2 separate regions of the Homo sapiens genome follow, and region 1 is linked to region 2. Evidence: read pairs that join two places in POLR2A ChIA-PET (ENCODE). Cell type or tissue: PC-9. All regions are shown on one strand.

What was found. Peaks named below come from ENCODE experiments on the same cell type or tissue, not always from the same donor. Only the 100,000 strongest peaks of a DNase experiment are listed, where the experiment ranks them.
Region 1: POLR2A ChIA-PET joins it to region 2 with 6 read pairs; 3 of 35 experiments call an interaction of 5 or more read pairs at or near these places.

Annotation. Positions count from the first base shown.
Region 1 is chr2:36,036,531-36,044,530 of GRCh38, forward strand. No RefSeq gene overlaps it. Among named protein-coding and RNA genes, the nearest start is that of CRIM1-DT, 320 kb to the right of the region's middle. In PC-9, no CTCF peak of the experiment used is centred here; no DNase peak of the experiment used is centred here.
Region 2 is chr2:36,326,550-36,334,549 of GRCh38, forward strand. No RefSeq gene overlaps it. Among named protein-coding and RNA genes, the nearest start is that of CRIM1-DT, 25 kb to the right of the region's middle. In PC-9, a CTCF peak has its summit at 7,283; DNase peaks (open chromatin) are centred at 3,422, 4,682, 7,162 and 7,262; H3K27ac peaks cover 2,308 bases.

The DNA.
Region 1 (8,000 bases), 290 kb before region 2:
CAGTACAGAGTGTCTTCGTGGGTCAGAGAAGGAAGGGGTCCCTTTTATCTGGGGAAATCAAGGCAAGCCGATGAATTCTTTTTGGATGGTAAGAACTTCAGGATAGATGATTGGAACTGCAAGAGAAGAGCACATTCAAGTGAAGAGAATAACTCAAGCAGAAGGACCTTCATGCATATTTAACAGGTGGTGAGTAGACCAGTTTGCCTGGAAGACAGGTTTGTTTAAATGAGCGAGGTATAAAAATGGAAATGTAATTTTGGAATATATAAGGTAAAAAGACCAGAAATAGGGTAATGGAGTTAAAGTTAAAAAAAGGAAATGTATCACAATAGCAAAGATGTGGAATCAACCTAGGTCCCCATCAGTGATGGATTGGGTAAAGAAAATGTAGTACATATACACCATGAAATACTACACAGCCATGAAAAGGATGAAATCACATTCTTTGCAGCAACATAGATGCTGCTGGAGGCCATTATCCTAAGTGAATTAATACATGAACAGAAAACCAAATACCACATGTTCTCACTTACAGGTAGGAGCTAATCATTGGGTACACATAGATATAAAGATGGCAAAAATAGAAACTGGGGACTACTAAAGGGGGGAAGGAAGAGAGAGGGCAAGGGTTGAAAAACTAACTACTGAGTACTATGCTCAGTACCTGGGTGATGGGATCATTAATACCCTAAACCTCAACTTCGTACAATATATCCAGGTAACAAACTTGCACGTGCACTCCCTCAAGATAAAATAAATTTTTTTAAAAAAAGAGAATGCCATTTAAACTCTGTTTTAACATATACCAAGGATAATTCCCAAACTTGTCATATATCCCCAAATAGATTTAAAACCAAAGTGTTCAGTCATTCCACAATTCTGTAAATAATTCCATTTTGATGTTTTTTATTTTCCATTGTGTTGATGTTGTCGCAATCACTTTCTAGCCATTTTATGTCCCAGATTCAGGTCATCCTTATGTTCATACTCTTCTTTTTCATTTTTTTAATATTTTTTAATAAGCTTTTTATTTTAGGGTAGTTTTAGATTTACAGAAAAGTTGCAAAGATATTACAGACTTCCTACATGCCCAGCATCCATTTTCCTCTGCTGTTAAGATCTCATATGGTGTGTTTTTCACAAGTAACATCATAACCAACACTGATACATTATCACTAAGTAAAGTCCATGCTGTATTCATATTCATTTAGTTTTTATCTAATGTGATGTTTGCCATTCCAAGATCCTATTTGGTATACCACATTATGTTTAATTTTCAAATTTATTTAGACCGTGACAGTTTCTCAGGCTTTCTTTGGTTTCGGTGTCTCTAAGGAAGACTGGTCAGATATTTTGTAGAATGTTCCTCAATATGGGTTTGTTGGATGTTTTTCTCATGATTGGAGTGGAGATGTGAGTTTTGGGGAGAAAGATACAGAGGTAAAGCGTCAATTTTATCACATCATGTCAAGGGCACCCATTATCAAAGTGACATCAATGTTGATGTTAAGCTTGATCACATGGTTGAGATAGTGTTTCTCAGGTTTCTGCACTGCAAAGGAACTATTTTTCCACATTTTTCATACTGTGCTCTTTGGAAGACAGTCACTATATTTATCCCACATTTAAGGAATGGGAGAATTATGCTTCACCTTCTTGAGAGTAAAGTATCTACATAAATTATTTGAAATTTTACAAATAAGATTTGTTTATTGCCTCTCATTTATTTGTTTATTGAATCATATATTTATGTCAGTATGAACTCATAGGTATATATTTTATACCTTGATTACAATCTAATACTATGTTGTTAATTTTGTTACTCAAATTATTCCAACTTTAGCCATCGAGAGTTCTTTCTTGGTTTCTGGATCCTTTGACATATCTCCGTTAGATTTTCTCTTTAGCTTTTCTTTATTTTCTGTTACTATAATATAGTCTAAGCCTATTTTGTCTATTCCCTGGCCCTGCTCTAGAGTTAGCCACTTCTCCAAGGAGGCCTGGTTTCCTTACATAGAGAATGGCATTTGAAACCAAGGTCTGGGCTCTGGATGTGCTCATTGCATCTGCATTGTCATTGCTTCTAGGCCCTCTCAGTAAATGGAGCTCAGAAATATATGTATATGCACTAACTCGTGTATACATAGATATTTATTATTATTTCTATATTTAGTTATTTGTATCCATATTGAACTAATTATGAGTTCATATTGAGGTATCCAACTGTAATCCAGTACTAAATGATTTATTCTTGTCTTCCCCCTTTGCTTACTTGTAACTTCCTATTACAACAGTAAGAAATCTCCTGCCATCCAGACATATATAACCTATTTGTTCAATCCTAGTATACATGCATAGTGGTTTCAGAATTGTTCATCTGTACTGCCGGGAGAAGCAACTTTAACAACTAGACTACAGTATGTATATATAGTTCCTTTTATCTTTACTCTTAGTCTCCACTCATTTCCAAAGTTATTTAGGTCTGCACCTTTTCTTTTAATTAATAAATTTTATTTTTAGAGAAGCTTTACGTTTGCAGAAAAATCTAGCAGAAATTACAGAGAACCACCATATGCCTCTTTTCCTGCCTGCTCACTGTTTTCATGTTTTCTCCTATTATTAATATATTTCCTTTGTATGATGCAATTGATACACAAATATTGATACATTATTATTAACTAGAGTCCATTGTTTACATTAGGGTTCATTCTTTGTGTTAAGCAGTTTTATGAGTTTTGACAAATGTATAATTTCATATATCCACCATTACAGTATGATATATAATAGTTTCACCACCACTAAAACCCCCTGTGTTTTATCTAGCCAATCTTACTCCTTCCCCAAAGCTCTGGCAATGACTGAACTATATAATGTCTAAGGTTTTGTCTTTTCTAGAATATCTATAAAAAATGAAATGATAGAGCATATGGTTTTTTTCAACCTGGTTTCTATCACTTAACAGTACGCATTTAAGGTTCTTTGTGTCTCTTCGAGGTTTGATGATTCATTTATTTTTATTACTCAATAATATTCCATTGTATGGATGGACTATATCTACTTACCTATTGAAGGACATCTTAGTTGCTTACAGTTTTGGTGATTATTAATAAAGTTACTATAAACATCCCTGCGTGTAAATTTTCAAGTCAATTGTGTAAATATCTAAGAGCATATGTGGTAAGATTTTAGTTTTGGCAGAAACTACCAACCTGTCTTCCAAAGCAGTGGTGCCATTTTTATTTTCCACCGGCAATGATTGAGACTTTCTGTTGTTCAGTATCCTTAGTAGTAATTGATATTGTCAGATTTTGGATTTTAGTAATTCTAATACATGTGTAATATTTTTCATTGCTGTTTTAATTTGCAGTTCCTCAATGGCAAATTATTTTAGGTATCTTTTTTTGTGTGCTTATTTTTCATTTGTATATTTTCTTTGGGGAGGTGCCTATTTGATCTTTGCCATTATTCATTGGATTGTTTGTTCTTTTTGTTTAATTTTAATAGTTTTTGTATGTTCTAGATATATATATTCTAAATATTCTGGGTATTTATCAGGTATGTGATTTGCAAATATTTTCTCCCAGTCTATGGCTTATGTTTTTCATTCTCTTAATAGTGTGTCTTGCAGAGTCATTTGTTTTAAAAACTTTGAATTTAATGAGTAATTTTTAACACTTATGAATTCAGCATTATTTTTGTACTGGTCTAATGTAAATTTACTCTGTTCACATCTTTCAATTATTCATGTTTTTGTCATCTGTTCAGATGGAGTTAGTCTCTCTACAATGTCTTTAGTCCACTTTGATTCAAAATTAAGAGAACTAGGAAGGACCCATCATCATGAAAGGCCACAGCATCCTGTGTTTCCCCAGTAATGTCACCATTCCTTTCCTCACAGTACTCATTTGGGAGAATATCAAAGGGGAAAGTTTGTTTTTCTGAGAGTCATCTCCAGCTACAATTCCATCATAGAAAAACAAGAAGCCAGTGAAGTGAAAAGAAAATAGATTCCATACCATTTAAAATGATTGCACTAATTTCATGTAGTGGTAAACATTAATTTATTCAGCAGTAGATTTCAATTATGTTTCTAATTTGTAAATGTTGCCCTCCAGTAGATCTCAAATTAGAGGGCTAAGCACTAAGGAATGGAAAGGCAATGACATTGCAATTAGAAAGTCTTCTAAAATGTTCACTTAACTATTTGAGAAGGTAGTAAATGGTTCACGTTATTTATTAATAAAAGGCATATATGACATTTGATTTATATGGCATTCATAACAATGTTTCTTTGACTGGTTTTCATTTTCTGTTTTGAAGCTATCTAGTTATATCTGAATCTTCCCTGGAATGGTTGATATTTTAATAAGTTTGAAGATTGCCATGGAAAATAATTATCTGGCTACTCTAAAAGATATTACAAGAACTCATCTAATTCTTATTATAAAGGGATTTGTTGTGTGCAACAGAGCACCAGAAATAAGAAAGCCATTTTCATCATATTCCCAACATTGTGAGAAGATACCAAAAGAGATCCTTGTCTAATCCTTTTTAATTTTTTTTTCAGATTCCCCATCATGTTTTGTAGCCTCTCCAATCCCTAAGAAATGTGAGAGTCAGACAGAACAGTATTTACAGTCACAGTTTAGCTTAAACAATTTGGGAATCTCTCTCTGAGGTTTAGTTTCTACAACTAAAAAGGAAATAGGAAAAACGCATGCCTTATAAGCTTATTGTGAGGGCTAATTGAAGTAATGAAGATGAAATCTGCACAGCCACGAGGGTAATGTTAGCTTCCCATTCTTTGTATGTTGAATTTTCTTTCCTTTGAAATATACTCACCATAAGCTTTCATAGTTCATATAGGATGCCAGAGTCATGGACTTAGTGTTCTATTTCATTTCTTTTTAAAAAATACCAAATCTCACGCACATTATAGTCCAGCTGCCCTCTTGCCACACTTTCCATGGGCCTACCCTTCATGCGGGAGCTCCCCCACCCAAGGTCCCCTCTCCATGGCCTCCCCTGCAAGCAAGCTCTGAATGAAGGACATTACACATTCCAGCATACTTTGAATATCATTTGCATATTTATTTCCATGAAGGTAAGAGTTGTGTCCTCTTACCTTCACAATAAGTTCTCAGAAATTGTTTAGGAATCAATGAAAGGTAGGAAAAGAGGAAGGGAGAGAGGGAAGGAAGGAAGGAACGCAGGAAGGAAGGAAGGAAGGAAGGAAGGGAGGGAGGGAGGGAGGGAGGGAGGGAGGGAAGTTTATCGTTTGAAGACAGGCATGAAGAGCTTTTTCTCCTTTTTGCAAGCACCCCCTAGAGAATAAAGCAAACTTATTTTTTCTTTATTAGATCAGTGGGAACTTTAAGAAACCTGCAGCACATTAGTGTAAAGGAAGTTCTGTTTAGCTTCCTCTACTAAGCCTAAATGACTCCTCGTGGTTTGTCTTGTTATCACTCTCAATATTTATGGTGAGATCTGGGCAAAACTTCGAAGGCTTTGAATTCTCTGAGCCCTCAAATTTCTTCTTGCACTGCTCTAATAATATAAAACTCTCCAGATTTCTTTTCACCCTGCAAATGGTCTCAAGCATCATTTATGCATGTGGCTGCAATGAAACAATGCAGGCTTCACTCCAACTGGGCAAGTTTGTTTTGCCAGATATTTAACTTTAATGAAGTCCTATTGAATAAAACTTAAATGCCAGAGAAAGGTTTTTAAAATTGCAGATGGGATTCGAGAGGATGTTGGAAAATTATCCCCTTGACACCGAAAATTTTCCCCAAGCCAGCACTAAAGTCCAGTAGTTTTAGGGAGCGGTGGATTAGATAGGATCCCCAAGCTGATCTTTATCAGAAAGTACCACTGAGAACTTGGAAGTGCTCTTCAGAACAAAGTGGGGCCAAAGCTGGAGCTGCTTGGGTCCAGGCATCACATGCCAAGGGTCACTTGGTTTCACACTAGGAGTTTCTTAGACCTAGAGCTACCCCACCAAAATAACAAGTCTCTCAGAACACCCAGCCTGCTGTATTCTCCCTGGCCCCAGTCCTCTCCCCTTTTCTGATCTTAGTTCCCTTAACTCTATCATCTGGTTTCCAATCTCCCTTTCAGTGTATGAAAGGAATCTGTCTTGGAAAAGTCCGTCTAAACAAGGAAAAAACATTTAAACTTTCTGGACTGAAAATCATTATTCACAAAATATTTATTGAGACCAGCACAGTGGTTCACGCCTGTAATCCCAGCACTTTGGGAGACCAAGGCGGGAAGATCACCTGAGGTCAGCAGTTAAAGACCAGCCTGGCCAAAATGGCAAAACCCCGTCTCTACTAAAAAAAAATAAACACATAAATTAGCCAGCCATGGTGGCGCACATCTGTAATCCTAGCTACTCAGGAGGCTGAGGCAGGAGAATCACTTGAACTTGGTAGGCAGAGGTTGCAGTGAGCTGAGATCACGCCATTGCACTCCAGCCCGGGAGAGAGAGCAAGACTCCATCTCAAAAAGAAAAAAGAAAAGAAAAAAAAACTATTTATTGAATATATAGCACATCATGTGGTACTACAGAAAGTAAGATGAGCTCAGGCACAATTTCTATCCTTGCAATGCTTATACTTATAAAAGTATTCCAGTTCAATGAGGATTCTTTTTTCATTTGTTAGTTCATTACCCTCTCAATAAAGGCATTTTCTGTTTCCAGTGTATTAGGATTTATGTGGGGCAACAAAAGAGGGTTTTCTCTCTTCTCCATCTTTTGTCAAATGTTTTCTTTGTTTAAAGCTAGTACAATGCCACTTTAGTTAAATCACATTTGCTTTTTTGTAATATAACTGTCATGTCAAAACTATTGTATTATTGTGGAAGTTAGTAAATACAAAAATTGCATTTTCAGAATAAAATGACATAAAACTCATTTTTATTTTATCCTTTGACTTTCCCTATGTATGGATCTTCCAGCAAAGTGCTACATTGAATTTTTTTCTCTGTAATTTTTCTCAGGGTCATTTGCCTATCTCTCCCTTCCCTGTACACAAGCACAAACACCTGCCAAAGACAACCAATGAGTCCCTGGCCGGAGTCAGAGGCAATCCAGTCATGAACATTCCTGCTGAAAACCTAGTGCTTCAGGGACATGCTTGTCTCCTGCTCTCTCTAGAAGTAGTGAAAAATCTGAAGATGACACACATTGTGGGGTCCCCAGAAATGGAAAAGCTTTGGGTCATTTAATCATCACATGCACATATGATATTGTGTGGATTCTTTTAATTGAACTTCTTTGTGGAACATTATACTGAGTGTTTGCAAATGGGAATGAACCCAAAGCTGTTTACTAGGGCATAATTTTCCCCCAGTACTGATGGACTCACACCAAGTGCAAGTACAAAATACTGACTTGGTCCTTCATGCTAGAGGGTTTCTTTAATGCAAGGGTTATATATTATAGACTGCAGTACATCTATGGGTGTTTGATGTGTAAACATAAAGAAGTATTGAAAACAACCTTTCAGTCTGTCGGCCAAAAAAATCTTAAAAGTTTAGTTCACCAGGATCTTTATTGGATTGGCTAGCAGTGTCTAAAATAAATGTTTCCTTTGTCAATTTTTCAGTGAATTTGTCAAAAACAAATAGAAAGATTTTCAGTGAGCTTTATTCTGTGTGTAAACACAATGCTATTTATTCATGAAAGAAAACTACTTCATGAAAACCAAATTACTACTGTGCCAACCAATTTTGTCAAAGCTCTCTTAAGGTCTATAAAATTTTTTGCAATGCATTTTGGTTTTAGAAAGATGATGGCAATTCTTTCCTCTAGATGATGTGGAAGTAATAGGCTATGATCTATACGACTACAGGGAAACATAAAGCACAGTTTGACCCTTCCTGGCCACCTCTAGTTTGAATCAATATTGCAACTATTATATAAACAAACATAATCAAATCATTTGGAGTGTTAAGAGCCAGAGGATTGCAAAAGGCTCTGTAGGGGGTAT
Region 2 (8,000 bases):
CCCCATAAAATTCCCAAATAACAGGATCCAAACATACATGAAACAAAACTTACAGAATTGAATAGAAAATAGACAATTCAATATGAATAATTGGAGATTTTAATCCTCACTTGCAATAATGGAAAGAACAACACAACTGAATATCAGCAAGGAAATAAAGGACTTGAGCAACACTGCACAGCAACTTAATTTAGCAGACATCTATAGAACACAGCAGAATCCAGCAACAGCAGAACACACTTTCTTCTCAAGCTCACATGGAACATTTTATAGGACAGACCATATGTTAGGCCATAAAATAAACTTCAGTAAATTTTTAAAAAGAGAATAATACAAAGTATGTTCTCCTACCACAATAAAATGAAATTAGAAGTAAATAACAGAAAGAAATTTGAGAAATTTACTAATATGTAAAAATTACACAACACACTCCTAAATAACCAATGGGTAAGAAAAGAAATAAAAAAAAAATTAGAAAAATGCATCGAGATGAATCACAATGAAAATACAGCATATCGTAATTATGGAACACAATGAAAACAGTACTTAGATATTTATAGCTGTAAATACCTATATTTAAAAAGAAGAAAAATCTTAAATTGATATCTTAACCTTTTGTCTTAAGAAACTAGAAAAAGAACAAACAAAAGCAAGGGGGAAGAAGAAAAGGATAAATACTGAAGTGTAAATAAATAAATAACAAGAAACCAATAGAGAACATAAGCAAAAGTAAAATTTGGTTCTTTGAAAAGATTAATACAATTGACAAATGTTTAGCTAGACTGGGCCAAGAAACAAGAAAAAGAGTAAAATTACTAAAATCAGAAATGAAAGAAGGAATATTACTACCAACCTTACAAAAATAAGAAGGATTATAAGGGAAGACAAAAAACAATTGTATTCTAATAAAGTAAATAATCTAGATAAAATGGACAAATTCACAGAAAAAATGAAACTATCAAAACTGATTCAAGAAGAAGCAGAATATCTGAATACACCAATTACAAGTAAAGAGATTGAACCAGCAATTTTAAAAAGGTTTCTTAATCTTCCCAGGATGAGAGGGCTTCACTGGTGAATTCTACCAATTGTTTAAAGAAGAATCAATATCAATCCTTCACAAAATTTCTAAAATTCAGAAGCAGCAAGAATATTTCTCAGCGTATTCTATGAGGCTACCATTAACCTGATTCTAAAAAACACAAAGGCATCACAAGAAACAAAAACTACAAACCAATATCCCTTATGAACATAGATTCAAAATTCCTCAAAAATATTCTAGAAAACTAAATCCAGCAACATATAAAAAGTACACCATAACCAAGTGAGATTTATCCCAAGAAGGTAAGGTTGGTTCGGTATATAAAAATCAACCACGTAATATACCATAATAATAGAATATAGAACAAAAACTACATGATCATCTCAATAGACAGAAAAAAGCATTTGCCAAAATCCATCACCATTTCATCAATAAAAATACTGCATCACTTAGGAATAGAAAGGAACTTCCTTAACCTGATAAAGAGCATCTATGAAAAACCCACGGGTAACGTTATACTTAATGAAAAAGACTGAAAGCTTTCCCTCTAAATCAAAAATAAGATAAATATGTCCACTCTTTATACTTCTACTCAACACTCTGCTGGAGGTTCTAGTCAGGGCAATTAGACAAGAAAAAGAAATAACAGGTATCCATATTGGGAAAGAAGTAAAATCATCTCTATTTGCAAATGTCTTAAATTTATACATAGAAAATTCCGAATAACCCCTTAAAAACTATTAGAACTAATAAGTTCAGTAAGGTTGCAGAATACAGATCAATATACAAAAGTCAATAGTGTGTTTTTTTACACTATCAATGAATAATCTGAAAACAAAATTAAGAAAACAATTCCATTTACAATATCAAAAGGAATAAAACACCTAGGAATAAATTTAATAAAATGAGTAACAACTAGTACTCTGAAAACTACAAAACATTGTTGAAAGAAATTAAAGAATATCTAGATTAAGGCAAAGATATCCCAAGATCATGTATTTAAAAGCTTAATACTGTTAAAATGGCAATAATCCAAAAGTTGATCTACAGATTAAATGGAATCTCTGTCAAAATTTCTACTGACTTTTTTTGCAGAAGTTGACAAGCTGATCCTGAGATTTATATGGAAATGCAAGACTCGGAATAGCTAAAAGAATTTGAAAAAGAACATAGTTGGAGGACTCAAATTTCCTGACTTCAAACTTATTATAAAACTGCAGAAATGAAGAGTGTGATACTGGCATAAGGGTAGGTATAAACATCATTGGAATAGATTTGGGAGTCTAGAAATAAACCCTACATTTATGGTCAGCTTATTTTGGGGAATCAATTGAGAATAGTGAAATCCATAGAGACAGAAAATTGATTAGCGGGGTTGTCAGGGGCTAGAGGGAGGAAAGAATGGAGAGTGACTGCTAGTACTTACAGGACTTTTGGTGGATGATGAAAATTTTGTGGAACTGCATAATAGTGATGGTTGCACAACTTTATGAACATATTAAAACCACTGGATTGCACACTTTGTTAAAAAATGTATGAATGGATGAATGAATGAATGACTATTCCAAATCATCCTCACACTTCTAGACATTTATCAAAGTTTGCCCTATTATATGATTATTTCTGAACATGGATGGCCTCCCCATATAGATTGTATGATGCTTAAGGAAAAGAATCACACGCCATTTACTCTTGTATCAAGAAAAATATTTATACCTGGTAGGAGATCAATAAACCCTTGTTGAATAAATTGATATCCCCAACACTCCAAGCTTTCTAACACTTATGTTTCCCTAAGAGCCTTCAATATGCTTGAGTAGACTCCAAAACCACAGATCCAGCCTCACCCACTCAGCTTCTTTGAGATCTGCAGCAGTTGCTTGCCAGATAATTAGAACCAAGAGCTTGTTTATGTCAATGCTGATTTTATTCCATTCCTTGTCTGAAGAGCTATTTTGCTAAAGTGTTTTTCATTAGGAGTTAAGTGATTCAATTCTGTGTTATACTCATCTTCCTCGTCTTCCAATAATCCAGCCTTTACTATGTCCCAGCCCCCTCTTCTTCTCCAGTCTCCCCTGTCCTTCTACATCTTCTGCTTTCTAAATTTGGAATTCTGTAGCCAAACAATGCACATTTTTTTGTTTTTATTGTCCTGGTCTTGCGGAAGGTTGATAGTTACCTCCACTCTGTGCTTTGGCACTCATTTATTCATCCATTCATTTATTCAACCAATACCTATGAACACCTAATATATACCCCCACACTGTTCCAGTTGCTCTGTTGCTCTGATTAATTTTGTTTTTACTCGTTGACATGGAAATGAAGTGTGTGTTTGCTTATGCAGCCAAAGGAATTTGTGTCGCACATCCTCTGAGAATGTTAGAGGAATTTGGTGTTTGTATGTGCTAATACCTAGTGATAAACTAGCAGACTCATTGATTAATAATTTCCATATTTGAAGGATCTTGAAACATGAATCAACTCCTTTTCATCTACCATAGGTACCAGTATTTTAATCAATTCGAATTTCAAATCCTTCTTGCAAATTTAAGCAAATTGCCATCTGTTGCTCAGGTTGCACTGGTTATGGCTTCAGTGTTACTGTTACCTTTGCAGCTTAAGTCAAAAAGGAAAAAGAAGAAGGAATAATTGTTGAGCATTAACATCTTGCTTATATAGGCATTCCTGACATATAATTACTGGCAGCTATCCAGAAAATGTGGCCTAGTTTCTGGAGGCCTGTTTAGTCTGCCATATTAAAAGATGCACAATAATGTAATCAACTCAAGAATTTGATTATCTGTACCTATATATTTTCTTTTTAATAGTGTAACAAAATCCTTCAGTCCCATTTTAAGAAAGCCTCAGAAACTGTTAGGCTTCATGCTGAGCTGAGTTCAAACTTATTATAAAACTGCAGAAATGAAGAGTGTGATACTGGCATAAGGGCAGGTACAAACAGAGAGAGGCCTAGATGTTCTGTGTGTGACTATCTGAGCAATGATTTAGGTGGGCAGAGCCGCCAGCTTCCAGACTGGCAGACCCAGTTTCAGGAGAGACAGTATCAGAGCACGGTGCTTGCTTGGGCCTGCCCCTTTCTCTCACTCCTCAAACAACCATTAGTCCTGTTTTCCAGCAGCTGCCTGTAGAGGAACCAAAAACAATTTTTTTTTTAATCAACCCTCACTCTGGTCTTCATGGAAAGCTGCCTACTTTGCTGTTGGGCCTCTCAGATTGCATGTTTGATCTATCAGGAACTGGCCTTCCTCCACCAACTCAGAATTCTCTCTAGTCTGGTAAGTAAATGTGTGCATCTGAACATTGAAATGTTTTTAAATCCTGAAACCAATTCAGAGGACTGTAGATCTGGAAGGCTGCTTAGAGCCTTGTTTAGTCCAGAGACCAGTAGCATCAGCATCACTTGGGTAATGCAGAAATGCCAATTATTAGACTTATTCCAGACTTTTACTGACTTAGAATCTCTGAGGGTGGGGCACAGAGATCTGAATGTTTCAAAGCCCTAAAGGTGATCCTGATACTAACTAAAGTTTGAGATGCCCTGGCATGTTTGTTATTCTGTGCCATTCTTCACATTCTGACCTCTTGCCTAAAGCCGGTTCACTTCTTTCTCAGAACCTATGGCCTGAATACCTGTTCCATTGTATCTTGCCCCTGTCACTGTTTCCCCTAGATGAGAGTTACTGATTCCAGCCTCCATTGTCCTCTCTGGACTGAACTCTGTATCTGCAGGCTCATTCCTGCACTTTCTTACTTTTCTGAGCTCAGTCTCTCACCTGTCTGCCTATGCGAGCTACCTTCATGCTTCAATTCCAACCTTTCTTCCTGCCTACAACTCCCCTCTTCTGACCTTACTGCAGAGGGTGAAATCTACACATTAAAGCTACCAGAGCATGATGCCTATTAACACAGGTATCCAAAAAGTTCTCTGTGCCATCTGTCTTTCCCCCTTGCTGCCTATCTTCCACACAGCTGCCAGTTATTTTCCTAAGGAACAAAACTGATACTATCGTCCGCTAAAAAGTCTTACAGACTTGCAATTACAGGCACAATTTTCTGCAGGATAAAGTTCAAATTCCTTAGCGTGATATCCAAAACCCTCCACAGCCTATAACTAATTTATATCCTGAATTTCATTGCTATTGTCCCTCTCACCCCCAGCACTACACCTCTCTCATGTCAGCCTCACATGTCTGACAATCTACTTGTCAGGCGTCAGTGCCTTTGCACCTGTTATTTCCTCTGCCTGATTTGCTCTTCTTCTTACTTCGCCGGTGACTAGTTTTTTAAGACTCAATTCAAGTGCCATCCCTTCAGTAAGGCTCTCACCACCTCCTTCAGGCTGAGTTACATGCACTTTTCCCTGGGCACTTGGTTGACAATTTTCATCTCATCACTTGTGACATTGTGCTTGAATTGTCAGTTTATATATCTTCTTTACAAACTAGAAACTGTTCATGCACAGAGAGAGTGTCTTGTCTTAATTGAAATTAAGAGCCTAATATGGTGGAGGGGCATGTTGTAGAAACTCAATAAATACTGCCAAATGAATATTCGGATTCTTAAGAAGTGTGCCCCAAGGAAATGCTGTAATAAGGAAGCTTGCTTTATAAATGTGCATGAGGTAAACCCCTTTGTAAATCAGGGATCCATTTTGTAAAGAAATAAATTACTTTGTGATATAAAATAGTCAATCCCTGATTCGTCTGTATAGTATTTCCATATCTATTATTATCCTAATATAATAGCATACCTATTATTTTTTCAAGCATATCTGCAATTTATACTGGCTTTCTAATTCGGAAAGTTCGTTGCTTATTCCGGGTACCTGAAGGTTTGTTTTATTCCAACTTCTGATAGACTAGGGTTTTCTAGAAAAAGACAAGGAATGTATGTGAGTTGTGACTTGTGAGTGCATGGAATTTAAAATATAAAAAAAGTTTAAAAGCTTCATTTTTAATATATGAAATAAATCTTATAGGTTTTTATGAAATTTTGTAGGTTTTTATGAAAAAATCTAAATCACTTTAAGTACTACTAAATTCAAGTTGTTTAAAGAAAATTCCATGTCATCTATAATACGTGTATGATACAATAGTCACCCTTTATCTTTGCGGGATATATTCCCAAACCCCCACTGGATATCTGAAATGGAAGATAGTACCAAGCCCTATAGAGACTATTTTTCCTATACATACATCCTATGATTTGATTTAATACCATTTCCATCTTAACTAAGCACTTATCACACCTGTGGCTATAACTTTTGTAGTTTGAAGTGCAGCAGCAAAACTAGAAGAAATTTCTTTTTCCTCGTTCACAATGTCATGGATAGATTTGTTCTTACTGTAGATCTTAGCAGCCTCAGCAACTGATTTTTTCTCTTTCCTTATTGAGTCAATTACTTTCACCTTTTCTTTTCTTTTCTTTTTTTTTTTTTTTTTTTTTTTTGACGGATTTTTGCTGTCGCCCAGGCTGGAGTGCAGTGGTGCCAGCTTGGCTCACTGCAACATCCATCTCCCGGGTTCAAGTGATTCTCCTGCCTCATCCTCCCAAGTAACTGGGATTACAGGCACCTGCCACCATGCCCAGCTAATTTTTGTCTTTTTAGTAGAGACTGGGTTTTGCCTTGTTGACCAGGCTAGTCTCGAACTCCTGACCTCAGGTGATCTGCCCACCTCGGCCTCCCAAAGTGCTGGGATTACAGGCATGAGCCACCATGCCCAGCCTTTACCTTTTCACTTAAAGCACTTTACAGCTTCTCATTCCCATATTTGAATTGCTAGCATCACTACTCTTGTGCTTTGGGGCCATTATTAAGTAAAATAAGAGTTCCTTGAACACAAGCACTTTGATACCACAGTAGCCAATCTGATAACCTAGATGGCTACTAAGTGACTAATGGGTGAGTAGTGTATACAGCATAGGTACCTAAACAAAGGGATGGTTCACATCCTAGGTGGGACAGAGCTGGAAGGTGTGAGATTTCATCATGCTACTTAGAACAGTAAGAGATTTAAAACTTATGAATTGTTTATTTCTGAGATTTTCCATTTAGTATTTTTGGACTGCGGTTGACTGGGGGTAACTGACACTGCTGAAGGTGAAACCATGGATAAAGGAAACTGCTGTATTCTCACGTGTAACATCACCGGAGCCACCAGCAGGCTTATGATTTCTATTTGATAGGTGAAGGGTGCCTTACAGCCTTTGTAACTAGTGCCCTCTAGGGCTATGCAGTTCCCTACCTACACAATGATTCTTGACGACTTCAATGTAAAATAAAAGGTCTATGCTTCATCACAAACAGTTTTCTTCTAGCTCTTAGTGGAGTCTCCCCTATACCAGTGATTTTTTATGGGGTAGTGCTTTATGGCTACAATGATTGTAGGAGAGTGGTGTTCCTGACACACAATAGGCAGGGCAAAGGAACGATATGCTTCCAAAACTTTATGGACCAGTCCTTTAAACAAAGAATTGTCTATGTCCTGCACCCTTTTTTTTTAATGTCCTGCTAACTTTTTTATGAAAGCAAAAAGAGTTGTTTATAATTATCTTCACCTAGAATCTAATGCTGTTTTACATATAAACAAAAAGTAGTTTTACAGTCCTAATATATACTGAGTTTTTCAGGAATGCAACAATCCAGTAAATAAAAAGTTGTTATTTTTTAACTTTACAACTTTACCAAGAGTTCTTGGTAAATGACTGTTTGCCGTTCTAAAAAAAATAAAATATATCACTCAAAGAAATGCTGTTCCTGGAATTTAGGTCACCAACATAGCACCTATACCAGTCTGCATTCGTAGCTGTTCAAGTCACAGGAGATGCTGTGCAGGGGTGCAAGCATATGCCTACTATTCTGTGTCTTCTGATGGAATTGTGTCTAAGCATTTCCATATTGAAATACAGAATATTCTATTACAAATGGTTTTCTTTT